2 separate regions of the Homo sapiens genome follow, and region 1 is linked to region 2. A link is an interaction called in ENCODE POLR2A ChIA-PET data of the cell type or tissue named here. Cell type or tissue: K562. All regions are shown on one strand. Links, peaks and the distances in the headings refer to the core of each region. The heading gives the core; the rest is flanking DNA.

Evidence for each region. Peaks named below come from ENCODE experiments on the same cell type or tissue, not always from the same donor. Only the 100,000 strongest peaks of a DNase experiment are listed, where the experiment ranks them.
Region 1: POLR2A ChIA-PET joins it to region 2 with 5 read pairs; 3 of 35 experiments call an interaction of 5 or more read pairs at or near these places.

What each region holds. Positions count from the first base shown.
Region 1 is chr22:20,049,996-20,063,945 of GRCh38, reverse strand. TANGO2 (transport and golgi organization 2 homolog) reads right to left here. Exons shown (of 9, transcript NM_152906.7): 4 at 11,362-11,481; 5 at 10,395-10,509; 6 at 7,933-8,003; 7 at 2,263-2,416; 8 at 504-608. Among named protein-coding and RNA genes, the nearest start is that of DGCR8, 23 kb to the left of the region's middle. RefSeq lists an enhancer at 5,888-6,388. In K562, for the core only: a CTCF peak has its summit at 2,860; DNase peaks (open chromatin) are centred at 4,505, 4,835, 5,186, 6,066 and 2 weaker places; H3K4me3 peaks cover 321 bases.
Region 2 is chr22:19,876,768-19,891,091 of GRCh38, reverse strand. TXNRD2 (thioredoxin reductase 2) reads left to right here. Exons shown (of 18, transcript NM_006440.5): 12 at 7,631-7,767; 13 at 10,375-10,470; 14 at 10,821-10,913; 15 at 12,655-12,726; 16 at 12,905-13,002; 17 at 13,858-14,052. The coding sequence ends at 13,987. It also overlaps the pseudogene RPL8P5. Among named protein-coding and RNA genes, the nearest start is that of RTL10, 29 kb to the right of the region's middle. RefSeq lists enhancers at 8,893-9,694, 9,695-10,496, 10,497-11,298, 11,299-12,100, 12,903-13,704 and 2 more. In K562, for the core only: no CTCF peak of the experiment used is centred there; a DNase peak (open chromatin) is centred at 9,691; H3K27me3 peaks cover 885 bases.

The DNA.
Region 1 (13,950 bases), core at 1-8,000, 180 kb before region 2:
TGCACCCCGTGGGGTGGGACCCAGCGGCTATGCGGCCTGCCAGGGAGTGGAGTTGGCACTTGCCTTCCCCTCACACACAGGAAGATGAGCCTATGACAGAGGAGGGGCTGAAGGAAATGACACCCTGCACCTGCCAATGGGCCAGCCAGCCCCAGGCAGGAAAGGCTGGCCAGCAGCCACCACCCAAGGGTACAGCCTGCAGGCCTAGTGCCATGGTGCCGGGGCGTTTGCCCGCAGGGATCCACCAATGTGCAGGCAGCCCTGAAGCCATCCTGGCCCTGTGTGGCTGTGTACTGGCTCCTTAAGCCCAGCCTGTGGGGCCCCGGGAGCCTGTGGTATCTGCTCACCCTGCAGCTGCGTCTGGACAGGGCAGAAGCTCTGGAATCCACTCAGGCGAGGAAGAAGCCTGGCTCTGGCTATGGGCACTTGGCTTCTTTGCCGGCCCTCTAGCGTGGGAGGTGGGACATGGGATAGGAGGTGGCGCACCCACGGTGCTGCAATACCTGGTGCCGTAGCCAGGGCAGCGCACGCACACAGCCGCGTACTTGCTCAGCATGGGCTGCACGTACTCCCCACCCTGGTCCTCGATGGCCGGGTCTGGCAGCTGCCTGCAGGATGGAGAGAAGTGGTGGCCATTAGTCCCTCTGTGGCCCGCCCGCAGCCGGGTCTAGCCCCAGCCCACCTGGTGGCCTAACTGGCTCTGGGGAGTGGCCGGGGAACTGCAAGGGTTGTTTCTTTTCTTCTTTTCTTTTTCCTCTTCTCTTCTCTTTTCTCTTATTTTCTTTTTTTGAGGAGGAGTTTCACTCTTGTCGCCCAGACTAGAGCGCAATGGTACGATCTTGGCTCACTGCAACTTCCACCTCCCGAGTTCAAGCAATTCTCCTGACAGAAGTCCACTCAAGCCAGCCATTGTAGCTAGCATCGGGGCTCCAGCCGTCAGCTGGGATTACAGGCGTGCACCACCCAGCCATCTAATTTTGTGTTTTTAGTAGAGACAGAGTTTCACCATGTTGACCAAGTTGGTTTTGACCTCCTGACCTCAGGTGATCCGCCCACCTCGGCTTCCCAAAGTGCTGGGATTACAGGCGTGAGTCACACACCAGGCGTGTTTCCTCCACGTTTCTGCTCAAGGCGGAAAATCTCCATCTACCCTTAACTTATGACTCAATCGTGGAGCTTTGGCCCCAGATGGCACATACAAGCTCCCTGCCTGCCCCAAGAGGTGCCCTGTGGGCATTTGCCTCTGTGACAGAAGTCCACTCAAGCCAGCCATTGTAGCTAGCATCGGGGCTCCAGCCATCAGTGAGGGCAGCCAGGGCCGGTCCTCGGCCTGCCCCAGATGGCACATTGATGGGGGCTGTGTGGACTTACAGCTGGGAGGGGCTGCTGGGCATGCCCAGGTGGGGCTCTTCCAGTGAGGCAGCGATGCTGAGGCTGAAGGACGAGGCCGCCTATCAGAGGCCCAGAGGAGAAGGAGGGTAGGCAGGGGGCAGAAAGGGGCCCCAGGGGGAGGAGTGGGAGATGGTCCATGGGTGCTTCTCTGAAGGGGGCAAGCTGGACAGGGTGGGAGTGGACGCTGGATCACCTGGGCAGGGCAGTGGTCTGACCTGGGTGGGGAGCGAGGGATGGGTGGGGCATCTCGCCCAGTGGGAGAAAGGCTGGCATGGCAAGCACCAGGACCCCCGGCTGGGGCAACGAAGACCCCAGTGCCTGGCCCCTGAGGGGCCTTGAGGCCTACGGGCAAGGAAGTGGGTGGGAGCTCCTACACCCAGGCAGTTCCCGGAACTGCAAGTCCCTGCCCAGCACTCAGCCCAGGGTCGCTGGGGACAGACCGCTTGCGGGAAGCCCATCAACCCTGAGCGTGCTGACCCTAGCCACTCATTTCCATGATGTGTCTCTTCCGCCTGGGTTTGCTGAGTGTCTAGAATCTTCTGGAACTTCCCACAAGCTCTCGGCATGCAGAGGGGAGCATCCATCTGCTCTGGGCCCCACGTGGCTGCATCAAGCCTCTGGGTGCACTGAGCCTCCCCTGGGCCTGGGCCTGGGCCTGGGCCCATCTTCTGTCATCAAAAGTCCCTGGTGTTGGAAACCTCAGCTGGCTCAAGGGGACAGGCAGGGAGGACAGGATATCCATCAGCTTCCCTGCAGCTGGGGACCCAGCCTGGCCACTTCCATGGGCCTCCCGGGGCAGCAGGGCCTGCCTTTCCCTCTGCCCTGGTGGCGGGACACTGGGGCTCACCCCAGCAGGACCCGCCCACTCACGCCTCTTCATTGTTGAGCACATCCAGGAGGCTGGCGATGAGCACATCCTTGGGCAGCGCCTGGCTCCGTTCCACAGCCTCCAGGAAGAGCTGCTTCCCAAAGCACAGCTTCCTCCAGGGAGTCTCCAGCAGCGCGTTGCTCAGCCCGTAGGTGCCTGTGAGGAGCAATCAGCGGGCCATGCAGAGGCCCTGCTGTGCCATGTCAGGGCAAATTGCCACCTGCCACCCACCTAACACGGGGTACAGCTGGGGACCATGAAATCAGGCCAGACTGAGGCCAAGCCGCTCCATGCTCCAGCTCCTTCCCCATGCTCATTCCTGACCTGATGGCATGGCAAGGAGAGGAGAACTCAGCAGTAGGCGGAAGCGGGCACCCACAGGAGACCACAAGGCACAGATGCCCAGCAGCCTCGATGGATGGATGAATAAGAAATGAGCAACCTGAGATCTCACAGGCAAAGGGGACAGCCAAGAGGGAACCTCTTCACCTCACGCCAGGTTGGGGGGCCACCTGAGAAGTTCAAGAGTGGGAGAATTAGCCACCAGAGGCCAGGAGGCACCCACCACAATCATGTCCCTGTTTGGGGAACCCCCAACAGCGCCACACAGTGGGCACAGGTGTAGGCTGGGCCTCAGCAGAGCATGGCCCACCTCTGCGTACCAGCCAGGCCCCAGGTTAGGAGAGCCGGGGGGCTCTGCACAGACTCTGAACAAGCTCCCAGAGTGTTGGCAGAAGGCATGGCCAACAGGAAAAGGGTTTCTCATGTCACAGAAAGTGAAGGGCAGGGACTTGAGGTGGAGAAGCACCTCACCTCAGAGGCTCTTCTCTAGAGGCCAGGGCAGCAGGGGTGGGCTTGATGGGAGCCAAGCACCCCAAATGATGCACCAGGGAGACCAAGACACCACCCTCTCCCTGTCAGACTTCCAGGAGAATATCTTGGCCGAGGCATTTCCCAGGGAGACAGCCTGGCTCTGCTGGGGCCCCCAGAGCCAAGCCGCCAGCCCCAGGTGTCACAGTGCTTTTTCCATCATGAACAACATGGAAGACCATTGAACTGCATAGTCATGGGCAAAGAAGGGAGTTGGACTCTACCTGACACCATACACAAAAGTTAACTCAGGTCAAGAGAGGTGGCTCACTCCTATAATCCCAGCACATCGGGAGGCTGGGGCAGGAGGATCACTGGAGCCCAGGAGTTCAAGACCAGCCTCGGCAAAATAGCAAAATAGTGAGGCCTTATCTCTACAAAACATAAAAGTTAGCTGAACATGGTGGCACACATCTGCAGTCCCAGCTACTTGGGAGGGAGGATCTCTTTTTTTTTTTTTTTTTTTTGAGACGGAGTCTTACTCTGTCGCCCAGGCTGGAGTGCGGTGGCGCAATCTCGGCTCACTGCAAGCTCCACCTCCCGGGTTCACGCCATTCTCCTGTCTCAGCCTCCCACGTAGCTGGGACTACAGGCACCCGCCACCACGCCTGGATAATTTTTTGTATTTTTAGTAGAGACGGGGTTTCACCGGTTTAGCCAGGATGGTCTCGATCTCCTGACCTTGTGATCCACCCGCCTTGGCCTCCCAAAGTGCTGGGATTACAGGCGTGAGCCACCGCGCCCGGCTGGGAGGATCTCTTAAGCCCAGGAGGTTGACAGTGCAGTGGGCCATGACTGCACCACTGCACTCCAGCCTGGGTGACAGAGCCAGACCCTGTCTCAAAAAAAAAAAAATAGTTAACTTAAGTCAAACCAAAGACCTAAGTGAAAGAGCAAAAGCTATAAAACTCTAAGAAGAAAGTATTGGGGAAAGCTTCATGACCTTAGATTAGGCAATGGTTTCTTAGATAAGAAACCAAAAGCATGAGCAACAAAAGAAAAAAAAAGAGAGAGACATAGGACTTAAAAATTTTAAGCTTTGTGCTTTAAATAAGAGACTTGTAGCTAGAATGAATGTATAAGTCACTCCTATAACTCAAAAAGACAACCCAGTCTGAATAACCATTTCTCCAAAGAAGACATACAAATGGCCAACGAGCATGAGAATAGCTGCTCAACATCATAGCCATCAGAGAAACGCAAACCAAACCACGAGTCCACACAACTTCACACCCACTATCGTGGCTATCATCAAAAACACAGAACATAGCAAGTTTTGGTGAGGATTCAGAGAAGCTGCAACCCGCATACACTGCTGGTGGGAATGTATAATGCTGCGGCTGCTTTGGCAAACAGTTTGGATGTTCCTCAAAAGGTTAAACAGGGTTACCATACGACTTAACAACTCCATTCCTACGTATTCACATGAGAGCCATAAAAACATATGACCACACAAATGCTGTGAGGTCACACTGTGAGCAGCACTGTTTCCAACAGCCAAAAGGTGGAAAAAACTCAAGTGTCCATTAATGGATAAAGGGAAGAAACAAAAAGTACCAACTGGCTCGAGGGTTCAGGGCAGCTGTCTCAGCAACTCCCTAAATTCCTACAGCTACAAGAAAAACCACAGTCTTGATAAACTCCCTCACAACAGTAGAGATCACACACGTTATCAGACCCTCCTAACTCTTGACAGCCCAGACCACCACAACCCTGACTGGACAGAGAACCAGCCTTCAAACACTCTTTTCTGATAAGCAACTACAGACCATAAGCCAGTTTCAGCAGTTCATAGAGGCTGCACTCCAACTGTGTCCTAGAGCTCACCTTCTGATGGAAAGATCCAGATTCTACCTCATTTTAATGCTAAAACCCTGCCCCAAAGTGAACATGGGATGTATGTTACATGTATGTTTATCTATTGCATATGTTCTCGGGTCCCCTCATAAATATGTATGGCTTTTCCCCAAACCTGCTGAATATGTATGACTCTATTGTGTGATATGGACCTTGGGAGGCATAAAACTCAAACTGCCCTTCCCCTCTTCAAAGAGAGCACCTCAGTCCATGCTAGAGACTCTCTCTTCCGGGTCTGCAAACTGATATGGCAAATAAAACTCTCCTTTCTATCATTTAGCCATGCTGGTGAGTTTTTCTTTGTTTTTTTTTTTTTTGAGATGCAATCTCACTCTGTCGCCCAGGCTGGAGTACAGTGGCGCGATCTCAGCTCACTGCAAGCTCCGCCTCCTGTGTTCACGCCATTCTCCCGCCTCAGCCTCCCAAGTAGCTGGGACTATAGGCACCTGCCAACACGCCCGGCTAATTTTTTGTATTTTTAGTAGAGATGGGGTCTCACCGTGTTAGCCAGGATGGTCTCGATCTCCTGACCTCGTGATCTGCCCGCCTTGGCCTCCTAAAGTGCTAGGATTACAGGCGTCAGCCACCGTGCCTCGCCACTGGTGAGTTTTTAGACGACAACACTAAGTGAAAAAAGTCAGTCCCCTAAACTACATATTATAGGATTCCCTTTATACAAAGTGTCCAGAATAGGCAAATCCAGAGACAGAAAGCAGATTAAAGGTTGCAGGCGCTGAAGAGACGGGGAATGGGGAGTGGCTGCTGACAGGTATGGCTTTCTTTGGGGATCAAGAAATGTCCTGGAATTAGGTAGTGATGACAGTTGCTCAACTCTGTGAATGAAACGAAACCTACTGAATGATACACTTTAAATGGGTGAACTGTGCCGCTAGTCAGTCATATCTCAATAAAACTTTATCAAAAAAAAAAAGGCAATGTGGACCAGGTGGGGCAGGCTCAGGGATGAGGCAGGATGTAGACAGAAATAAGTTCTACAGAACAACAACTGAGCAGAAAATAAGCATCTCCAGCCACGGAGGTCTCAGCCTCTGAGAACCGAGGATGCCACGTGGATGGTTACAGCGACTGCCCCAGAGGCCGCTGGGCCAATGTTCACAGTGAGGGGGTGGTAGGGAGTCTCTGACTGCTTTTGCACCTTTTAGTTTCCAATTCTCTCCTGGGCAGTCACAGGCTCAGCATGGCCCAACTCCACTGCCACAGACCTACTTCGCCACACATTCCAACCCCACGACCCTCAACTGATGCGGAGGTTCTGGGGCAGGTGGAACAGCAAGAGCTGGCTGAGACAGCCAGAACAATCCTTTGCAAGCTCAGGACCTTCTGGGGCCACATCCCTGCCTCGCTGGTAGTCTCTGTGTCTGTGCCACTGCCCAGCTCTTGGGAGCTCAGGTGGGCTGCCCACAGTTGTATCCAAGGTAGGGAGGGGAAGACCAGGGTCACAGAGGGTGGCCGGAAGGATAAGCCCCAGGTGGAGGAGAGGGCACCAGCTGGTAGGCGTGGGGGCAGTGGGTGGGACACACTGGAAGCCACCCTCCAGGCAGATGCCTCCTCTGGAGATCCCAACTAGCCCAGGGGTTCGGGTCTGGGCACCACCCTAGCAAATGGGGGCTGGGCCTATCTGTGGATGAAACATCACTGGGCAGACGTGGGAAGCTGGAAGCCAGCTCCAGTGTGGGCCAGGCAAGGACCACAGGACTCATGATGAGCCCGTCAGCACCACCAGCCCCCTAAGATGCAGGTGGGATGGGGCCACTCAGCTGTCCTGGGGACTGCTTATCATCTCCCTCGGGCCCCTCCAGGGACGCCTGGGGCTTCAGTTCCACCGTGTACACCCAGTGGGAAGGTGTGCACCTGTGACCTGCAACCTCACTTGGTGATTTGTGCCAAATGCAAAAGAAAGTCTGTGTGACGTGGGCATGGAGCTTCAGAGGAGCCAGGGGTGTGAGGGAGCCCCCTCACAGAGGGGTGTGGGTGGCGCTAAGGGCACTGACACACTCCCCAGGCGCCGGAACACCCTGTGTGAGCCAGCAGCTTGAGTAGAGGGACCAGAGCGGGCGTTTAAGGCACAGAGTTCCACGATGCCACCAGCGAGGAGTGTCTGTGGGCAGCGAGTGTGGGAGTGAGTGAGCCAGCAGTCCCCGGAACCTAGGCTATGGTCCCTACAGTTTTGTGCACCCAGGGGAAATGCCATTTCCCAGGAGTGCTGCTTTGTCCTGGCACCAGACCTGGGACAAGATGCAGACCTCCCTCCCAGAACATGGCTGCAGAGGGGGGCAATGTGACACATTCTCTCCAGGTTGGGGCACTGGCAGAGGAAGCTTCCAGGAAATCGCAGCACCCGAGGAGGGGGAAAGGAAGGGCATGTAGCAGGAGGCACAGCCTGGGCAGTGGTGCAGAGCCAGGGCAGGAAGGGCCCAGCCGTGGAGTGTGACCTGGCGCAGAGGGGCTCGAGGCCCTGAGGATGGGGACCGGGGATCAGACTGGGGACTGGGTGCAGGAGGCGTGCATCTGTGTGGGGCTTGAGTGGGGTGTGTACTTGTGCGTCAGGGAGCAGACCAGGCAAGAACCCCAGGTGGTGATGGCTCCAGAGGTTCTGAGAAGGAACAGGCACAGGGCACACTGGGACGGCACAGGAAGTGAGGCTGGGGGTGGCCGGCTGGGCTGCAGGGCTGCGGTGGGAAGCCCAGAACAGGGGCGCACCTTGCTCAGCAGGAAAAGCCCATGGGGAGGGGGTGAGCAGGGAGCCAGGGCTCTCTGAAGTGTCCAGGTGCAGGGCAAGGTGCCCACAGACCATAAGGCACTTAAATGGCCACAAAGTCATCTCAGAAGAGTAATATGACAAGTGCCTGGTCTCTAAAAAGCACAAGGGTGACCTCTGCATAGAAACAGTCCCCCACCCCATCAGGCTGCCAGGGCAGGCTCACCTGGCGTCAAAACGATAGGATCAGGCTCCCCTCGGTTCCCATAGTAGCAAATGACGTCTCCCTTTGCTGTGCTGCAGGCCAAGGGGAGAGAATGTCAGACTACAGCCATAGGGCGTCCTCCCCGACACTGCCCGGTGATCTCACAGCCCTGTTTCTGGAGGCTAGCGATGTGCGCAGTAGCCCGCTGCGGCCAGGTCAGGAGCTTGCAGGACCCAGCCCCTCAGGTGCCTGGCAGGCGGGGTCATGGAGGCCCCAGCTCTTGTCCAGCATCACGGGTATGTTCCCAGCTCACCTCGGGGCCCACCAGCCCAGGAGGCACAGGATCTAAAATGCCCTCCTGCCATGCCGAATGCCCCATGGCATGGACACACAGAGGCTGCCCATGGGGACAACTGCAGGGCTGAGCCCCATCCCCACATCACCAACCTCTCCATCAGGCCCCTTACCACAGCTCATCTATGAGGGTTTCTGGACAGGTGGCCCCAGTGTGGCCCCAGGGTGATCGAGGCTTCCAAAGAAAGCGCCAAAGACCACATTTTCCTACTCTCAAGTGTTAAGTGTACACTTTAAAATAGTTAAGGGACAGTAGAGCTGGGCATAGTGACTCATGCCTATAGTCCCAGCTAATCTGGAGACTAAGGAGGGAGGACTGCTTGAGGCCAGGAGTTTGAAACCAGACTGGGCAACATAGCAAGACCCCATCTCTACAAAATAAATAAATCATTTTTTAAAAAGAAAATAGTTCAAAATGCTCCCCAGCTGAAAATATTCCAATCCTCAATACCACAGTAAGTCTTCTAGAACTTGGAGTGCCTTTTTTGCAAAGTGAAGAGGATCTCTTTGTGGCCTGTGAGATGCCCTCCCAGGCCAGATGCTGGGCATGGAGCCCTGGGCCTTCAAGATGGAACAGATGCAGAGAAAGAGCCAGGCATGGTGCCTTCCTCCCCGAAGTGCTGCCCCCAGGTGGGACCCACCTTCCCCACCCCTGGTAGGCTTCAAGGGCCCCCCCGTCTATGTTCACATTCCACTCCCGTTCTTCCTCACCATGGTCTTTGGCAACTTTCCTAAGATACTTGGTTCATAATTTCAGAGACTGTTTGCAGGCAAAAATCTCCTCTGGGCTTTCTGTGTAAGGACCTACAGAACTGGACACCCATGCTGCCAGCACTATACCACAGGCCAGGCGGAGGGCAGGCCTCACCCAGGGATAGCTGTGGCCATGACAAGCCTCTCTCCCTTCCAGGCCTTGGCTTCCTCATCTGCACCTACCAGCAGGGCTGCTCACTGACCTCCGATGCCCCCGCCCTCCAGCCTCGGCCCTGGCACCAGCTTTTGCCTGACCTGTGGTATGCTCTCCTGGCCACTGCCTGTATCCTCAGGCTAGGTCCAGGAGGCTGACCCTCACTCTGCAGCCTTTGGAGCCGGGAGAGTTGCACAGGCTCTGAGGAGCCCAAACCCCCAACCCCCAACCACAGGAGCCCGTGTATCTGCTCAAGGCATGGCACCCTTGGCACCCCACCTCCACACAGCTGCTGAGTGCCAAGTCCTGCTGGTGCCACGGCCGCAGAGGAACTCTCCTGAGACTAATCAGACCCACATGGAACTACTGACCGGGAAAAGTGGTTCCTGAGCATGGGGGCATGCAGAGAGCACAGGGGCTCTGCCACCTGGAGTCACGAAGGCATGGGCAGGAAGAACGGCTCCGGACAGCAAGTGCCCCGCACCAGCCCTCGGCCTTCCACCTAGGGGACACTGCAACTCTCCCAGCCTCCATAGCAAGTGTGCAGACCCATGTGGGGCAGGGCTGGGCATGCCACACACAAGGGATGCTCAACGAACAGCAGGCCTGGAGCTCGGGAGCCAGGAGAGAGGCCCATGGACCTGCCCTTGTGGAAGGAGGCAGCTTCAGGGCCCGCCACAATGTGCCGACCACTTCCCGTTTGCCTGTCCTGGCAGAAGGCCCCGGACTAACAGCATTGGCCAAGTTCTGGGGCTTTGGAGGGGGAGGAGGGCAGGAGGGAGGAATGCTCACTTCACGGAAGGGCAAAACACCAAAACCTCCGCAGTTCCTGCGGCCTCATCTCCAACAGGAGCTTCCCTGGGAGCACAGCATCCCAGTCACTCCAAGCCAGGGCTGCGGAGGGCTGCTCTGCACAGCCTGCCCGTGGGAGGGAGGACACCCGGCCAGAGCCACTCTATGTGACTGTTCTTCACAGCCTCAGCTTTCTCCAGGGATCCGGCAGCCCTCATGCCATCACAGGAAGCCTTGGGCTTCACCCCCAAATACCCGAGTTGGTACATCTGTGACAGGCTCAGTCCTCAGAATGTTTGCCAAGTCACGAGGAGCAACGTCCCTGGAGAGGCTGCCACAGCCCCCAGTGGAACCCCACTTCCTGATGAGCCTGAGGCCTGCCCCCGAGGCAGTGCTGGGCAGAGCCGCCATCCCCCTCTGGCAGACCCACCTCAGGTCGGCTGCTATGAGGTTGAAGCCATTGTACAGATGGCCCTCCATAGAGACCTTCTTCAGGTAGGACAAGCTGTCCACGTCAGTGGTCAGAAAGTGGGTGACAAGTTCACCTGTAGGCAGGGGACAGATGCTGTGTCCACAGCTGCAGGCATGTGCTCTTCTCCCAGGAACACTGATATGGGGCCCCCTGGGGAGGATGCAGGAAGATGAGGGGTCCCACTGGAGCCCTGGCCTGTCATGACTGCCGCAAGAGTCAGCCACACCTCATTAGCCTGGCTGCCACTCAGGTCGGCACTGAAAACTGCTCATTTTATTAAAAAAAAAATTTCCCCACTATGTCTTCCTATGGAAATCCAGCATGAAGTAAACAACACCTTTCAGTGGGGACAATGTGTGTCCACAGAGCTGTCGTCTCGGGGAAGGCATCTACTCTACAAACATTCCAGGCAGGGGACAGTGACACAGCAGTCAGGAGTGCCATGCATGAGGACAAGGGGAGAGTGCGCCCTGAGAGGAGTAAACAGTGCTGCGTGGGTCAGGTGGGAGTGGGCTCCTGGCTGCGACGCCAGAGGGCCAGGGTGTGGGAAATGGGATGCTCCCCTCCTCACTCTTCCTGTCTCTGCCGCATACCCCTGCAGCACACCTCAGTGGCGGCAGTGATATGCCCACGGAAGCCACCCACCTGCCACGGGGCCCAGCTTCCCCCTTCTTGTCCCCACCCTTACCTGGGCCCTGCCCTGCCACGCTTTGTCACCGCCCACTCTGTAACCTGGCCCTGCCCCACGGTACCTCAGCCCTGCCCCATCCCACTCCCAAGCACAAGCACCTTGGCACTTCCTACCTTGGCCCGCCCCACTCCACCATACATTGGCCAGTCCTGTAGTCCCTTGGCCCCACCTTGTCTCACCTAGGCCTGCCCCACCCCACCCTGTCTCACCTTGGCCCCACCCCACTCGCCTTACCTCGCCCTCGGGCCTGCCAGTCCAGCTGCGGCTGCAGGTAGTTGGTGAGTGCTGCCAGCTTGCCACGTGTGCTGATGCCCAGCCATGTGCCTCCTTCCTTGCCTTCCTCCATGTCCAGCCCTGTGGCAGATGACAGTGTTACCACCATTGATGCCACCCATTCCAGTCCCCCACCTGGTTCCCAGCCCTGGGAGACGCATACTCGGCCCAGCTCCTGCCTCAAGCTCCTCGAGGACGTTCGACATGCGGCTTGGCCCAGCAGCCCCAGCTATGGAATCGTGGCTGGAACTCTTCAAGGCCAGGCAGCCCCTGGGGTTCATGGGTCGTGCAAGTGAGATCCCTGTCCTGCAGGACAACTATGACACCAACCACACCTATCCCAACAGATGCCCTGCAGAACACATCCTTCCACTTGGGCCAGCGTCAAGGCTGAGGGGCAGCACTAGGCTCCAATCGCATGAATGGGGTGCAGGGACGCTGGCTGTCCTCACCCAGCAGGATGCACCAGGCCCAAAGGGCAGGCCCTTCACTAGGAGCCCAGCACACAACCAGGACCTTCACCCCCGCCAAATCTGCAGGGCATGGGCCACTGCTAATGCCACAAGGTTGGAGGGCTCTGAAAGCCACAGGAGGGCTCCTTCTTAGACCAGGGGGTCATTTTACCCAAAGATTGGGGCAAAAAAGGCTGTCATTAAGATGTTATTTTTATTATTTTATTTCATTTTTTATTTTTTTGAGACAGAGTCTCACTCTGTCACCCAAGCTGGAGTTCAGTGGCAATCACACAGTTCACTGCAACCTCCACCTCCCAGGCTCAAGCGATCCTCCCACCTCAGCCCAAGTAGCTGGGACCACAGGCAGGTACCATCACACTCGGCTGATTTTTGCATTTTTTTGTACAGACAAAGTTTTGCTGTGTTGCCCAGGCTTGTCTCGAACTCCTGGGCTCAAGCGATCCTCCCGACTCAGCCTCCCAAAGTGCTGGGATTACAGGAGTGAGCCACTGCACTGGCTAGGATGTTATTTTATTTATTATTGTTATTATTACTTTTTGAGACAGAGTTTCGCTCTTGTTGCCCAGGCTGGAGTGCAATGGTGTGCTCTCGGCTCACTGCAACCTCTCCCTCCTGGGTTCAAGCGATTCTCCTGCCTCAGCCTCCTGAGTAGCTGGAATTACAGGCATGTGCCATCACACCTGGCTAATTTTGTATTTTTAGTAGAAACGGAGTTTCTCCATGTTGGCCAGGCTGGTCTCGAATTCCCAACCTCAGGTGATCCGTCCGCCTTGGCGTCCCAAAGTGCTGGGATTACAGGTGTGAGCCACCGTGCCTGGCCCTAAGATATTATTTTTATAACAATAATTAATTATAACAGAAAAAGAAAAGATGTAAAGATCAAAAATAAAGAAATAAAACTGTATTTGTGGCCCCGTGCGGTGACTCACACCTGTAATCCCAGCCCTTTGGGAGGCCGAGGCGGGCAGATCACCTGAGGTTGGGAGTTCAAGACCAGCCTGACCAACATGGAGAAACACCATTTCTATTAAAGATACAAAATTAGCCAGGCGTGGTGGTGCATGCCTGTAATCCCAACTACTTAGGAGGCTGAGGCAGCCTATAATCCCAGCTACTCGGGGGGCTGAGGCAGGGGAATTGCTTGAACCCGGGAGGTGGAGGTTGCAGTGAGCCGAGATCACACCATTGCACTCTCAGCGAAACTCTGTCTCAAAAAAAAAAAAAAAACCCAACAAAACTGTATTTGCAACCAGCAGGATCATATATGAAGAAAACCCAAAAGGAATACCAAAACCGATGTATTAGAACTAATAAGTAAATGCTAGCAAGAACTGGAAAGTGAGCATTTAAATATACCATTTATAACAGCATTTTTAAAATCCTTAGTGTGATTAAAAAAAAAAAAAAAAGCCGGGTGCAGTGGCTCACGCCTGTAATCCCAGCACTTTGGGAGGCCAAGGCGGGCGGATCACGAGGTCAGGAGTTCGAGACCAGCCTGGCCAATATGATGAAACCCCATCTCTACTAAAAATACAAAAATTAGCTGGGCATGGTGGCAGGCACCTGTAGTTCCAGCTACTCGGGAGGCTGAGACAGGAGAATTGCTGGAACCCGGGAGGTGGAGGTTGCAATGAGCAGAGATGGCGCCATTGCACTCTAGCCTGGGCAACAGACCAAGACTCCGTCTCAAAAAAAAAAAAAAAAAAAAAAACCACCAGGAAAATATTTAATGAAAAATGAGTGACAAAGACTGAAAACTCCAGGGCACTGTTGAGGGTCTCAAGTTGAGCTGACCTGATTTAAGGAGAGACATGCATATTCACTGAAAGATTCAATAGTGTTTTTTTGTTTGTTTTTGTTTTTTAGAGTCTTGCTCTGTCGCCTAGGCTGGAGTGCAGTGGTGTGATCTCAGTTCACTGCAAGCTCCGCCTCCCGGGTTCAGGCCATTCTCCTGCCTCAGCCTCCCAAGTAGCTGGGACTACAGGTGCCCACCACCACACCTAGCTAATTTTTTCATATTTTTTTAGTAGAGACAGGGTTTCACCGTGTTAGCCAAGATGGTCTCGGTCTCCTG
Region 2 (14,324 bases), core at 6,325-14,324:
AAACACAACATGCATGGAGCATGGGAGCTTGGCTTCCCGGCTTCCTCTTGGCACCACACAGAGGCCACCCCCACAGCCTGCCCCTGTATAGTCTCCCCCACGTGGCACGTGTGCCTGGACCACAGCCAGAGAGACTGGGGTGCCCAGGAGATGATGATGGGGGCTGGCGGTGCCCAGGAGGGGAGCTGTTGCCAGGGTGGGCTGCAGCCCTGGGCTCCTCTCTCCACCCAGGCACTGTTTGCTGGCATGTACACGGCAGGCAACTGTCTTTGCTCAGCTGTGCTCGGCTGATGGCTCCCGTACACCGCAGACTCAGCTACACAAGTCCCTGCGGATTGTCCCTCTGTTGAGTGCCAGGCAGCAGGAAAGGGCAGAAAGCAAGAACCAAGCTGGGGATGGGTGGGAGCATCCTAAGCCTGGTGAGAGGGAAGGGGCGGCTCCTCCTGGATGCCCTCTGTGCTGGTGTGGGTGCAGCTGGGGCTTAGGGGCCGCGGTGGGTGTGGATGCTGCCCGGGCGAGGGGGCTGCGGTGGGCCCATCAGGACTGCTCTCAGGGATGCGCCTTGCTGCAGCTGCGTGAAACCAAGTTTGTGGCTATGCTCTTCCCGGTGGGGATGGGCCCAGCAGTGACCCTGGCATCCACATGCCTCCATGCTCTCAGGGTGGAGTGGCCATCCCTGAGCAGGTGACACGGATCGGAGGCCCCTCTTTGATAGTCTAACACCTTTTTATTTTAGTGCAAATTTAGTTTGTAATTAATGACATCAAGAGAGACCCAAATCTGCCTCCATTGTGAGTTTGATATTTTTTGAAGTGGGGCCAAGATGAACATTCATGGAGCTCTTCCTATGAGCGGTGGCTGCGGCCTTCCCCTCCACACCACGTGGCCCCGGGCGTGCGCTGCTGCTCCTGAGACAGCACTGTTGGCTCAGCCCTAGCTCATGGTGGTGCTAACACCTCACAGAGGCCAGGCCAGAGTAGCAGGAGGCAGCGCCCTGTGCTTACCCACCAGCCTGGTGCCCCACGCTTGGCTTGAGGGCTAGTTCACACTTATGTCCAGAGCCCACAGCTATCTGACAGGCCAGCCGGCACCTGCATACATGGTTGTCCAACTGGGTCTTGTTACCATGACAAATTCAGTACTTAATGATTAGAACTGAGTGGAAACCAATTAAAAAAAAAAGAACAACATGGTGAAAAGTCTTCTAGAGATAGGTCAGCACCATTTATGCATATTACCATGCACCCTCTAATGTCTGCAGGTGCCCTGGGGCAGCCAACCTGTTACAATTGCAATTATGTTAACAATTGTTAAAGGGCCGGGTGAGGTGGCTCATGCCTGTAATCCCAACACTTTGGAATGCCAAGGTGGGAGGATCATTTGAGCCCAGGAGTTCAAGACCAGCCTGAGCAACAGAGTGAAACCTCTTTTCAAATAATTAATAATAATAATAATAATAATAATTGTTTTTTGTTTGTTTTTGAGACGGTGTCTAGCTCTGTTGCCCAGGTTGGAGTGCAGGAGCGCGATCTGGCTCACCGCAACCTCCACCTCCCGAATTCAAGCGATTCTCCTGCCTCAGCCTTCCAAGTAGCTGGGATTACAGGCACCCGCCACCGCGCCCAGCTAATTTTTGTATTTTTAGTAGAGACAGGGTTTCACTGTGTTAGCCAGGCTGGTCTCGAACTCCTGACGTCATGATCCGCCCGCCTCAGCCTCCCAAAGTGTTGGGATTACAGGCGTGAGCCACTGCACCCGGTCTAATAATAACTGTTAAAGCAATAATGACCACTCGCCACAGAGCACGCTCCTTCCTGGGGGTCCTCTGGGCCTGAGCTGGGGGCTGCGCCGTACTCCAAGGCTGACTGTGGGGTCTTACACATCATAATGCACATAGGCAGCTTGAGTAGGAAAGGCCCTTATGCTGCCTGAGGGGAAGCTCACCCCCACCCCCCAAGGAGCCGCCCTGGGTATGAGACATCCCTGGAACGGCCTAGGGGTCCCTGGTGGCTGCTGGCAGTCACAGCAAGTGGCCAATCAGGTCCCATTGAGGCCCAGGGGCTCACTCATTTATTCAACTAACATGGCGTCTCGATGGGACCTGAGGCCAGCAGGGCAGGTGCGTCCCCTTCCCCCTGGTGGGCTCATAGCTGCGGGTAGGGGCCCGGGGCTCATTGAGAAGGTGCGATTCCAGAAAAAAAAAAAAAAAGAAGATAAATATTTTAAAATAATAAGCTTCAAGAATCTAAGTCCAGTTCCAAAGGCATACGCTCCTCTGTGCCTGGTCCAAGGTGCCTCACTGGGGCAAGTGGCAGGCCAGGCCCCGTGAGGGTGGCTGGCTCTGGGGGCCACATGCCTCATGAGACAGTCGCCAGGTGGCCCACAGGGCCTGTGTGTGAAGCCGTGCCCGCCTCGCATCGCCCACCGGCCCTGGAGCCTCCCACTCCCACACCCTCGTCCTCAGGCGCAGTGCTTGGCCCTGGCTGCCTCTGTCTGGATCACAGCCACTGGCTCACCCTGCTGTACTCCTGCTGGCACTTACCTCTCACCTGGGGCGCTGCCTCCTTGCTCTTCTCTTGGGAAAATGTGTCCCAGGCGGGCGTGAAATCAGAGGGCATGCCTGTTCTTCCCATCATGGATGAGAGAGGCGCATGATACTGCATGCGGCTGGCCGTCCCCGTGTCCCTGTGTCCATCAGAATAGATGGGAGTGACCCATGGTGACTGTGTGGGTGGTTTTTGGGCTTCAGCCTTCTCTGGTCCCTCCTTGGGGCCAGGCTGGCTGGACAAGCATGGTGGCTGCCCTCCATCTCCTGGGCCATTGACAGCAGCTGGTGGGGCTCTCATTGTGATCAGAGGAGGGCTGCCCTGCACGGCTGTTCCTAGCACTGGCCACACATGGAGATGGGCTGTCCTGCGTCAGGGGTGCTGCACTGCTGGGCCTGGGGCTGGAGGCAGCTCCGGGCTGCAGAGATGCTCAGCCCAGTGCTTCCTGAGTGTCAGTGTTGTGGGCCAGCCACACATATACATAGGAAGTGAGCACGTCCATTTGTACCTGGAATTACTATTTTTTTGGCAGAAGGACAAACTTTGTTGGGCCCATCAGCCCCAATTCTGAACCAAGTCCAGTGGGCAGCAATGAGACCCACTTTGCTACCAGCAGAGACATCTCTGCAGTGGCAGGTTCGCCAACGTGCCAGTGGTTGCCATCTCTGAAGGGACGTTCCTTGGGGCTTGCGGCCATACTCTGCACCATGGTCAGCAGCTCTTCTTTGCCTTATATGTAGTGGGCATGGCCTGCCTTCAGGATGGCTGGTCAGTTCGGCCACCTCTGGCTCCCACATTGACCACAGCTCTGTTGGCTGAGATGATCCTCTTGGAGGGCAGCTTCATGTAAGTCTTCCTGGTTTCCGGGCTAGGGGAGGTGACTGCGGTGTAGTTCTCAAAGGCCCAGGCTAACAAGTTCCAGTCTCAGCCTCTCCTCCAGGCAGCGCTTGATGGTACAGGTGTGGTGCCTGCAGGGAGGACGCTGCCGACGTCCAGCTGGGCCCTCTTGCTACAGTACACAAACAGAAATTGGCCCGTGTGGAGGCCCTTGGTGGTGATGGACAGCTCTGTCTGCTGCTTAAACTGGTGTGGATCCTGGAGACCATCTCAGCAGGGGCATGTCCTTCAAGGTGCCCTTGATGTAGCTGTGCCGCTCAGCTAAGTCCACAGCATGCAGGCCTATGAGCCCTCCTGCTTCATGTGCACAAGGAACACAGAGCTGGTGCCCTTCCTCTGCCCACGAATCCCGTGGCCCACGACTGCTCATGAATACAGCCTGAAGAGCTGTACCTGGAATTTTAATGCCCTTGTCGTTTGCAGAAAATATGCCAGAGTGTCATGTATCCATTACGTAATAAGCTCTTACAAAGAAGGAACATGGTGAAGATGCCTATAAATGGATGAGAAAAGGCAGGAACTGGTAATTTACAAAAGAGGAAATACAGTTCATAAACACGTGGCCAAAAATTACTTCATCTTACTAGTCATCAAAGAAGTGCAAATTAAAGCAGCATGACAGAGAGTGCTGTGCGCCGCCTGCCCCAGGAAGGAACAGAGTCTAAGGACTGCCCTGCGCCCAGAAGCCCCCACTCAGCTGGCCGCCCTTCCTTTGAGGGTCTGCCCCAGGAACTCAACTGACACATGGCAAGCTGGTGCCCCAGGTCTCCATCCTGGTGGTGTCTAGGAAGCAGAGCCTTGAGAGTGCCTGTCCTACCCCAGGAGGGGCCATTCAGCAGCACTTGGCAAATGCTGCACTGGGCACTCCAGAGCCAAGGCTTCGAGGACGGAGCTGCAGGGAGCACAGAGCCGCCCCATGGGGAGGCCTGCAGTGGGCCACAGGCACAGCTGGGAAAGCTCTGAGCACAACATGCAGGGCGAAAGACACCGGTGCAGGCACCCTTCTTTCCCTAAATGGCCTGAATAGTGCACATTTATCCTGGCATAGGAGGGAAATGGTCGGGAGCTGACCAGGCACAACTGCTTTATCCTGGCATAGGAGGGAAATGGTGGGGAGCTGACTGGGCACAGCCACCTGCATCCTGCTGCTCACAGCATTCGGGCCCCAGTGGGTCCCCACCTTGGCACAAGTCGTCCAACCTCCTGCAGGGCTCCAGGCCTGAGCCAGTAGGGCCTAGGACGCCTGATTGGCTGTCCAGCACCAGCAGGGAGATCTGGCCCTTCTCTGGCCACTGCCCAGTCCTTTGCTCAGCAAGACCCATAGTGGGGCTCAGGGCCTGGTGTCCTGCCATCAGGGCTGGCCACGGCTAGGGACGTGGCCCCACCCAAGTGGAGCTGGCCTCTTCCCTGCACCCACTCCCAGCCACGTCCCACCAGCCCAGCTTCTAACCCCACTGTGCCCTCGGCTGCCCTCCTCAGGGCTGAGCCTGCTGCCTGCCACAGGCCACTCACTCTTCTTTTGCTGTTCATTCCCGAAGGGCTGTGGAGTCCCTGCAGGGCCAGGCGTGTCTGTGCCGCGCAGCCCACTCTCCCCTGGCCATCCAGCCTGTCCAGCTGTCATGCCTTTCACATTAGTGGCTCCATTACATTCCCACCGACTTCCCAGAGTGATCCACAGAGCATGTGCGGAAGAGTCCTGGCTTTGGATGGGCCACCTATTTCCATGCCTCTTTTATCTCTTGTGACTACTTTTAAATTTATCTTTATTTCCTTCGGGACCTGGGGACAGGGTTTGGTCAGCACCTGCAAGGTCTGTAGTTGCCATAGTGCCATAGTTACCATGAGGAACATGATGAGTGCTCTTGGCTTCCCAGGACCAGCCAGGCAAGCGTGCAGAGGAGAGTGTGGGTGCAGCGTCAGATGTTCTGTTCCGGCACGGAGCAGGCACCAGGAAGTGCTGGGCCTGGTGGGCTGGACACCAGGTTGGAGAGGGACCAGACGGCTGAGCGTGAGCCCCCGGCCTGCAGGGACCACAGCCCCTCCTTCGTGCCCCAGCCCTGCCCATGGGGCCCAGCTCCTTCCTCTGATGTGGGCTGGCATCCCCTGTGTCTGGGCTGATCCCCGACCGGTGCCAGCCCTCCCGGCACCCAATTCCTGCGGCTGAGCAGAGCACAGAGGCTGGAGCCGGCCTCCCGCAAGCTGGCTTAGCCAAGTTGGTATGTTTTGACTCCTGCCCCGGGACAGCAGCTGGAGACTTAAGGGTTCCCTCTCACGGGAGCTTCAGCTTCCAGATGCTTAGGTGGGCGCCACCCGCATACCGGCCAGCAGCTGGTTTGTCCCAGCCACGATGAGCAGGGGAGCTATGCTTTTGAGGCAAAATTGCCTTCGCCATTGGTGGATCATCCTGAGCCCCTGGGAGCCGAGAGCACCTGGGGTTGGGAGGGAAAAGCTGCTGTGGCCATCCGCTGGCCTGGCAAAATCACACCCATCTGAGTTAGGGGAGAAAGGGACCTCTGCTGGCTGTTCGGCTATGAAGAGGCCCATGCGGTGCCCTCTCTCCGGGCCCCAGGCTGTGTGGAGACTGGCAGGGGGCAGCTGTGCTGACCCCCTGGACTGGCCATCCCCTGCCCCTCTTGGCCTTTGCACCCAAGAGCAGGATCAGCTGAGCCAGCTGCCCCCTAGAATGGGCACGGTGTAGTTTGGACACTGCCCCTTAGCTCAGCTCCCCTTGGCCCTGAGGTCTCTAGGCTGGGACTGTGTGCCAGGCAGCCACGAGGGGCTGCAGCACAGAGCAGGTGGGAGACCCGGCTGCTAGCTCTGCTCACCTGGCCCTCTACTAGCGGGTTACGGGGGCTTGCTTTCTCCTAATGGGGAGAGACCTTCAAGCCCTACCTGGGCAGAGGGCCAGATCCCAGGACTTGAGCATTGTTGGGGTACAGTCCAGGGTGTGGCTGGCTCCTCTTCAGCTTGTCCAGATAGGGAGGAGGCCATTGGGAGCCAGCAGGTGTCCCTTGAAGGAGGCCCCTCTGGACTCTTGAGGCCTGGGAGCTGATGGATCTCACTGCCTAATGGTATCAGGCTGTGGTGCTGCAGACAGATGCAGGGAGGCCAGGCAGGCCAGGTGCCAACAGCTCCCCATGAAGGGCTGGTTTCTCCGGATGAAGTCAGTACCAGAGCCACTGGCACTGTGCTGGTGGCCCTGCAGCAGGGCCTGAGGCCTGGGCATGCGGAAGATTCTGGAGTCCCGCGCTTAGCACTCTTTGATGTCAGGGAGCCCCAGCATTGGCAAGTGCCTCTTCCTTTCCCGCGTGCCAGGAACCAGTCTAAGGCCGACTCCAGTTTCCACCGGTGGCACCCCTGCCTTGTCTCCTGTGCCGGCTGTCATCTGACCAGTGTCCGTTTCAGACCTGCCTGCCACCTCCTGCAGAGGCCAGGAGCCCCTCTACGCTGCTGGTGCTTCACATTTGGCCAGTTCTAAGTGGACATTCTTTTTTCTTGAGACAGTCTCACTCTGTCGCCCAGGCTGAAGTGCAGTGGTGTGATCTTGGCTCACTGCAACCGACACCTCCCGGGTTCAAGCAATTCTCATGCCTCACCCTCCCAAGTAGCTGGGATTACGGGTGCATGCCACCACACCCAGCTATTTTTGTATTTTTAATAGAGACAGGGTTTCTTTCTTTTCTTTTCTTTCTTTTTTTTTTTTTGAGACAGAGTTTTGCTCTTGTTGCGCAGGCTGGAGCGCAATGGTGCAATCTTAGCTCACTGCAGCCTCCACCTCCTGGGTTCAAGCGATTCAACCTCCCGAGTAGCTGGGACTATAGGTGTGCACCACTACGCCTAGGTAATTTTGTATTTTTAGTAGAGATGGGGTTTCACCATGTTGGCCAGGCTGGTTTTGAACTCCAGACCTCAGGTGATCCACTTGCCTCGGCCTCCCAAAGTGTTGGGATTATAGGCATGAGCCATCACGCCTGGCTGAGACAGGGTTTCATCATGTTGGCCAGCCTGGTCTCGAACTCATGACCTCAGGTGATTTGCCCACCTCGTCCTCCTACAGTGCTGGGATTACAGGCAGGAGCCACTGCACCCGGTCTCTAAGTGGACATTCTGAGAAACAGTTTAAACACAACCGCTCTAGGTCAAAGCCACTGAAGATAACCTTTCAGCCCCCTCTCTGTTTCCTTCAGGTCGAGTCCCAGACACCAGAAGTCTGAATTTGGAGAAGGCTGGGGTAGATACTAGCCCCGACACTCAGAAGATCCTGGTGGACTCCCGGGAAGCCACCTCTGTGCCCCACATCTACGCCATTGGTGACGTGGTGGAGGTACGGCATGCGTCCCGGGACCAGGGCCCCTGCCCCTGCCTGCTCCACCACCCCTGCTCGCTGGGCTCCGGCTGCTGCCGTCCTGTAGGAGAGAAACGACACTTTCTCTGATGACAGAGGCTCTGGGCCAAACCCCAGGGCCAGCCTGTCTGGAGTTCTGGGGCAACCTGGACATGGGCCTCGGCTCTCTGCCTTTCCTTTCCTTTCTGTGGTGGGAGTGTGGATGGTCTAAAGACAGCTGCAAGCACCAGCAGCAGACGCCTGCTGGGAATGGGGCATGGGTCAGCTCTGCACGCAGGCCTCAACCCCTGGCAGGTAGGCTAGAGGCATAGGCTTAGAAATGCCACCATGGCCTTGGGGCCGTCCTGTCCCCACAGGGTTGAGAGGCAGGTCTAGTTCGGGCCCACCTGGCCCCGCCCTCCCCGCCTCAGTATCCTCTGGCTTGCCTCTCTGGGCATCACACCGGGGCAGGTCCTTTGCTCTCAGCTGCTGCTGCTGCTGTGAAGTGGAGACCGGTGCCAGTCTTTCCTGGGTGGGGGCTCTGGAGCCCTCCTTACACATGGCCCCAGTAAGGGACTGTGGTGGTCAGTCTTGGGATACTGCACCCTGGCAGCCTCAGGAGTGCTCGGCCTGTCCTGCATGTGTCCAGCACCTGCTGCTGAAAGTGGCTCTGGAGGGTCGCTGAGAGCTTCTTTGTAGCGAGACCTGTCAGTGTCTGCGTCCTGGGGCTGTGGTACCAAATCACCACACACGGGTGGCCCAGAACAACAGACATGGATTATCTCACGTTTGGGGGGCAGTAGTCTGAAATGAAAGTGTCAGCTGGGGCTGGGTGCAGTGTCTCATGCTTGTAATCCCAGCACTTTGGGACTCCGAGGCAGGCAGATTACTTGAGGTCAGGAGTTCAAGACCAGCCTAGCCAACATGGTGAAACCGTCTCTACTAAAAAAATACAAAAATTAGCCAGGCGTGGTGGCACGTATCTGTAATCCCAGCTACCCGGGAGGCTGAGGCAGGAGAATCATTTGAACTCGGGAGGAGGAAGGCGGAGGTTACCGTGAGCCAAGATTGTGCCACTGCACTCCAGCCTGGGTGACAGAGCGAGACTCCATGTCAGAAAGTGTCAGCTGGGCCAGGCTCCCTCGGAAGCCTCTGGGGTAGGATGCCCCAGGCGTCCCTCGGGTTGTGGCTATATCACTCCTCTCTCTGCCTCATCGTCATGTGACAGTCTCCTGGGTGTGTCTCTGGGCCCTGATTTGCCTCTTACAGTTTCTCTGCAATTGGACTTAGGGTCCACCCTAATCCAGGATGACTTCATTTCCATCCTTACCTTAATTGTATCTGCAAAGATCTTATTTCCAAATAAGGTCACACTCTGAGGCTCCAGGCAGACCCTGCAGGGTCCTGTAGGGCCCATCTAGCCGACCCGATTGTGTGGACAGAGCATGTGGCTCCATGTGCCTCAGCCACCCTGCAGCCCCAGCTTGCTTAGCTGGATGGTTCAGCTGCTCAGTGATTTCTGCAAGCGCAGCCTCTGCCTGTGGACCATGTAGGTGCAGTGGTCTCTGGTTGCAGGGTCTGTTGAATCCTGTGGGCGCTGCACCCTGAGACAGTGCCATGTGCATCTCTGTGCACAGCGGGAAGCCTCCCTTCTGTCTGGGAATCTGAGTTTTCCCTCTGCAAGTGTGTAGCTCCCAGGCTCCTGTGTTGGAAACTGGAACATTTCAAACCGTTTTGCCAGAAATGCATGGCGCACACAAAGGCATTCTTTATTTAAACATTAAATCCACTCTGTCAGAAAGGTCGTTCTGAATAGTCCAAAGAGTTAACACCCAACCAGTGGTCCCTTGAGCGGCTGGGAAGAGCCTGTGGGCGGGGCGGGGGCTATTGTTTAATGAGATGTTGTGTGCTGTGCGCCGCCCGCCGGGATGTTTCCGTAGTTAGTCAGGCCTGCTGGAATGCGCAGGCTGCGCTCTGAGTTTATCTCCACGGATCTCTATGCATTTCTGGAATGCCAAACAACATCTGCATTTCCTGCTGCCATGGTGATTGGCAGCCCATCCCAGAGGACGGTGCTGGAACCCCCAAGGCTGGGCACACCCTGGGACGGAGGGATCTCCAGCACAGCGACATTCTGATTTGGAATTTGTTATGGACTGTGACGTGCAGATCAAGCTGCACGTCAGGAGCACATGGAACGCTTTGGGGTCCCTTTTTAGCCGGGGATTCCAGTGAATGAAAACGGTAGCAGGGGCTCTTTTGAGCTTGGTCATGGGGCAGCCCTCCGAGGTCAGCAATGTGCAGAAGGGGTTTGGAGAGAAGGCTTGAGCATGTGAGGGTGGCACGGCCAGCCTCATCAGCAGCGGACTCCTTTCCCAGGGCAGAGTGGAGGGCAGCAAACAGGAGAATGAGCAACCTACCTAGGTCCTTGGGATGCCCCTCAGGAGGACGAGCTCTAGGGGGAATGCTGTACGTCACCATGCTCGGTGCCAGTGTTGGGGATTTTCTAAAGGGAGATGCCCACTCGGAGGGCAAAGGGTGATGGCATAGGGGCTGCATATAACCCCGGACATGGTGCTGACGTGGCCCCCCTGTGCCTTCCCCAAGGGGCGGCCTGAGCTGACACCCATAGCGATCATGGCCGGGAGGCTCCTGGTGCAGCGGCTCTTCGGCGGGTCCTCAGATCTGATGGACTACGACAATGTGAGTTCTCTAGCAGGACGCCACGTGCAGCCTAGGACAGGCTGAGTTCGAGGCTAGCTCTTCTGGGGTGAGGGGCCTTTGTGCGCTGTGTGTCTGCATGTAGATGTGGGCATGCGTGTGTGTGCGCTTATGTGGGTGTGTTGTACACACGTGTGTGTGCATGCATGGGTGTGTGGCTCAGTTCTGAGAGTGTGGCGCAGGCGTGGGCAGGTGGGTCGCCTACTGTGCTTGCAGCCTGCTCTGGGCGCATCTGGTCCTGGTCTGTGATCGCTGCTCTTTGTGTCACATGCAGTGGGGAACTTCGGTTTTCGGGGCCCAAGGGCCCTCCCTGACTCCAGACCTGCTTTCAGGTTCCCACGACCGTCTTCACCCCGCTGGAGTATGGCTGTGTGGGGCTGTCCGAGGAGGAGGCAGTGGCTCGCCACGGGCAGGAGCATGTTGAGGTGAGGCCTGGGAGCAGCACAGCTGAGGACAGTGGCGACTCCACGACCTCACCCCATGCTCTGGGCGGAGGCCTTGTGAGCAGGGTGCCAAGGTCTCTCCTTTCCAGGGGCCCTGAGCAGTGGCTGTGTGTAGCGGGAAGGGACACGTTGGGGGCAGCCTCAGAAGTGGGGGTGCCTGGGCTTTGGCAGCCTTGGGGTGACTGGGCTTAGGTGCCTCTGGTCTCTGCCACCATGTGTCACAGCAGTGAGGGGAAGGCCCTTGGCTGCCTTGTTCTGAGGGCAAGGAGAAGCCCTGTGGCCCAGAAGCCCCCAGCCCCACCCCAGCCATGCTGCAGGGGTGCCCAGCACCAGCAGGGTCACCACCACGGTGCCACCCGCTCCCCTGCTGAGGTCAGCTGAGCACTGGCCCCACTCCAGCACACAGCAGCTTGTCCCTGAAAGCACCAGGGCCCCGAAGATGCCTCTGTGCTGTCCCCACCTTGCAGGGCCATGAATCTCACTCTACCCAGAAAAGTTTCTCCCAGGGGCCTCCGACCTCTGCTTCCACCCCCACCCCCCCCACCACCCTGCACCTCGTCTTCCTGGACTGCCCAGGGTTTCTCCCAGGCGAGAGCCCCCCGCCCCCCGCCCCCCACCACATCCTGATACCCATCCTCTTCCAGCTTCTTCCAGGCTCAGGCACTCACCCTTGAGGAAAGGGGTTTTCATCGAGCAAGCCTGCTTTGGGGGTCTGCTCTGGCAGGTGGCTGTGGCTCCGGGGTGGCCTGGAGGGATGCGGGGGCTCTGAAGCCTGCCGGGCCGTGGTAGCTGGAAGCCTTCGGTGCGGTTTCATCTTGCTGCCGCTGCAGCTTGCAGGCACCCAGAGAAACCGGAGCCTGCAGCCTGGGCGGTGGGGCCTGCGGCCTTTGGGGATGAGACACTGGGCTCCAGGGCTGGCCCCTTCCCCCTGCACCCCAGAACTCTCCATCAACAGGACGGGCCTGACAGGCCAGCCTTCCCCGAGGCACTTTATTTGCTATTTTTGTTTGATTCATCACAAGTGTGCTGGGACATATGTTCCTGGCATTTTATAATGTTGTTTTATGTTTCACAATGTTGAATGGCCAAATACTCTGTTTGTTTTCTTTTCAATTCTGTCTTAGTTAGAACAATATTCTCTGAAGTTCCATTAATTAATAATGGCTGTACAGCACATGTGAGGGCCCCACTCATTTTTTACTTGGCCGCAGCCCCGGACACGCTGTCGAGCCCTTCAGGGGTGCTGAAAGCCTTTGTCCAACAGCTCCGGCTCCGGTGTGGCCACAGCGGCCTTGCTCCAGTGAGGGCCAAGCAAACACCAGGGTGCCTGAGGGAGCCCAGGTGGCCTCCTGCTCACCCATTCTTGCCTCCACCATTTGTTGTGGGTGAGCTACGTCCACCCAGGTTTGCTGTGCCTGGCCTGGCTGCTTGGATTGCCTGATGCCTGCTCTGCTGCTGTGGTTTACGGGGGTCCCAGGCCTGGGTGGGACAGGGTCTGTCCTGCAGAGCATGGCTCCAGCCACTGGCTGCCTGCACGTGAGAGGGCCTGCACACACCCCGTGGCCAGCCAAGCCCTCATCCCCATCCCAGACCAGACCTTCAGGCCAGATGGATGGTTCCTGCCCGCCATGACCCTGCCTTGCCCATGCAGCCTGTGGGAGCTGCAGGTGCCACGAGGTTTGTTTGTCGCAGCACTGATCCAGGGTTGGTATCCTGTCCTCAGGTCTATCACGCCCATTATAAACCACTGGAGTTCACGGTGGCTGGACGAGATGCATCCCAGTGTTATGTAAAGGTGAGCATCCCTGTGGCCCAGGGTGCTGAGGATGAGAGGGAGGGTGGCAAAGAGCCTGGCAGGGTGAACACCCGAGGACTGGCCCCACCCATGCCTCCCAGGCAGGGTGCAGGGTGGATGCAGGGTGGACGCAACCCAGCCCCCTCCTGGGCTGGTGGCTGAGATGTGCGGCTTTCAGATGGTGTGCCTGAGGGAGCCCCCACAGCTGGTGCTGGGCCTGCATTTCCTTGGCCCCAACGCAGGCGAAGTTACTCAAGGATTTGCTCTGGGGATCAAGTAAGTCCCGAGGAATGCAGGCTGCGATGCGATGTGCAGCTGGGTATCCCTCGAGTGCCGGCAGTCCTACAGTGGAGAGCTGCTGCCACTCTTGCGGCATTTATGTGGCCTTCGTGGGTTTGCAGCAGAGATTCCTCAGGCCCCTCAGACAGGGCGGGTTTTAGGGGGACAAGAGGCGGTTCTGCCCCAGCCAGACGCTGTTGAGCCAGCCAGAGCCAGGTGAGGTGTCCCCTGTGGCCCCGGGTCGCTGCTAGGGCCCTTGCCCACCTGGCCAAGCACCACGCCACCATGAGCAGAGTGCCAGTACCTGGAGAGCCACCCCAGGGCTGCTGTGTGTCTTCTGGAGCTGGGGCCATTGCCTGGGTCTTGGGCTCAGGCTGTGTGTTTTCGGGGTCCCGGGGTCAAAGGAAGCCATGGCAAAGGCTCTGGGTGGGTTGACAGGGGTAGTTGGAGGTTGGGACATTGTGCATGGCCTGAGAGAGGTGGCTGGCTGGATGTGGGGCCTGGGAGGTGGTGGTGTGGTGAGGCCAGGATGCGCTGTCTGTGGGTAAAGCAGAGAGCAGAGGCCTAAGGCAGGACTGTGCCTAGCAGGGGAGGATGGAACAGCAGGAAGCCAGGCCAGGGCAAGCCAGGGCGTGGCTGGGTGGGAGGTGGGCTGGACGAGCACTAGGCATCTGCTGGGAGGGAGGTGGATGGCACCCACGGGTGTGGGCAGGGGTCCTGGCTGCTGGCTGGGGGTCAGGGGACAGTGAGGAGACCAGCAGCCTCTGAGGCCCTCCTCTTCCCGGGGGTGGGATGCTGTGGACCCCCCTCCCTGTGCTGACCCCGCCTGCCTCCCCCATCCCCCATGTGCAGGTGTGGGGCTTCCTATGCGCAGGTGATGCGGACCGTGGGTATCCATCCCACATGCTCTGAGGAGGTAGTCAAGCTGCGCATCTCCAAGCGCTCAGGCCTGGACCCCACGGTGACAGGCTGCTGAGGGTAAGCGCCATCCCTGCAGGCCAGGGCACACGGTGCGCCCGCCGCCAGCTCCTCGGAGGCCAGACCCAGGTATGCAGGTGGGGCTGGCTCTGTTTGAGGACAGGGCATGTGGCAGGGGTGCAGGAGCCCTGGCCATGGGCTCCCTCCAGGTGTACAGCAAGGCTACACCTGCCACGCCACCCAGAATGGGTGCTCCATCCTGTAACCAGGCCACAGCGGTGACAGGCAGAAGGGGAAGTTCCCAGGGGCCCAAACCTCCCCGGGGGACCCCAGACCCCGGCCTGGCCACAGCTGCTCCCCACACACAGGAGGTATCAAGAAACGGGGCTCATCCTTAGCAG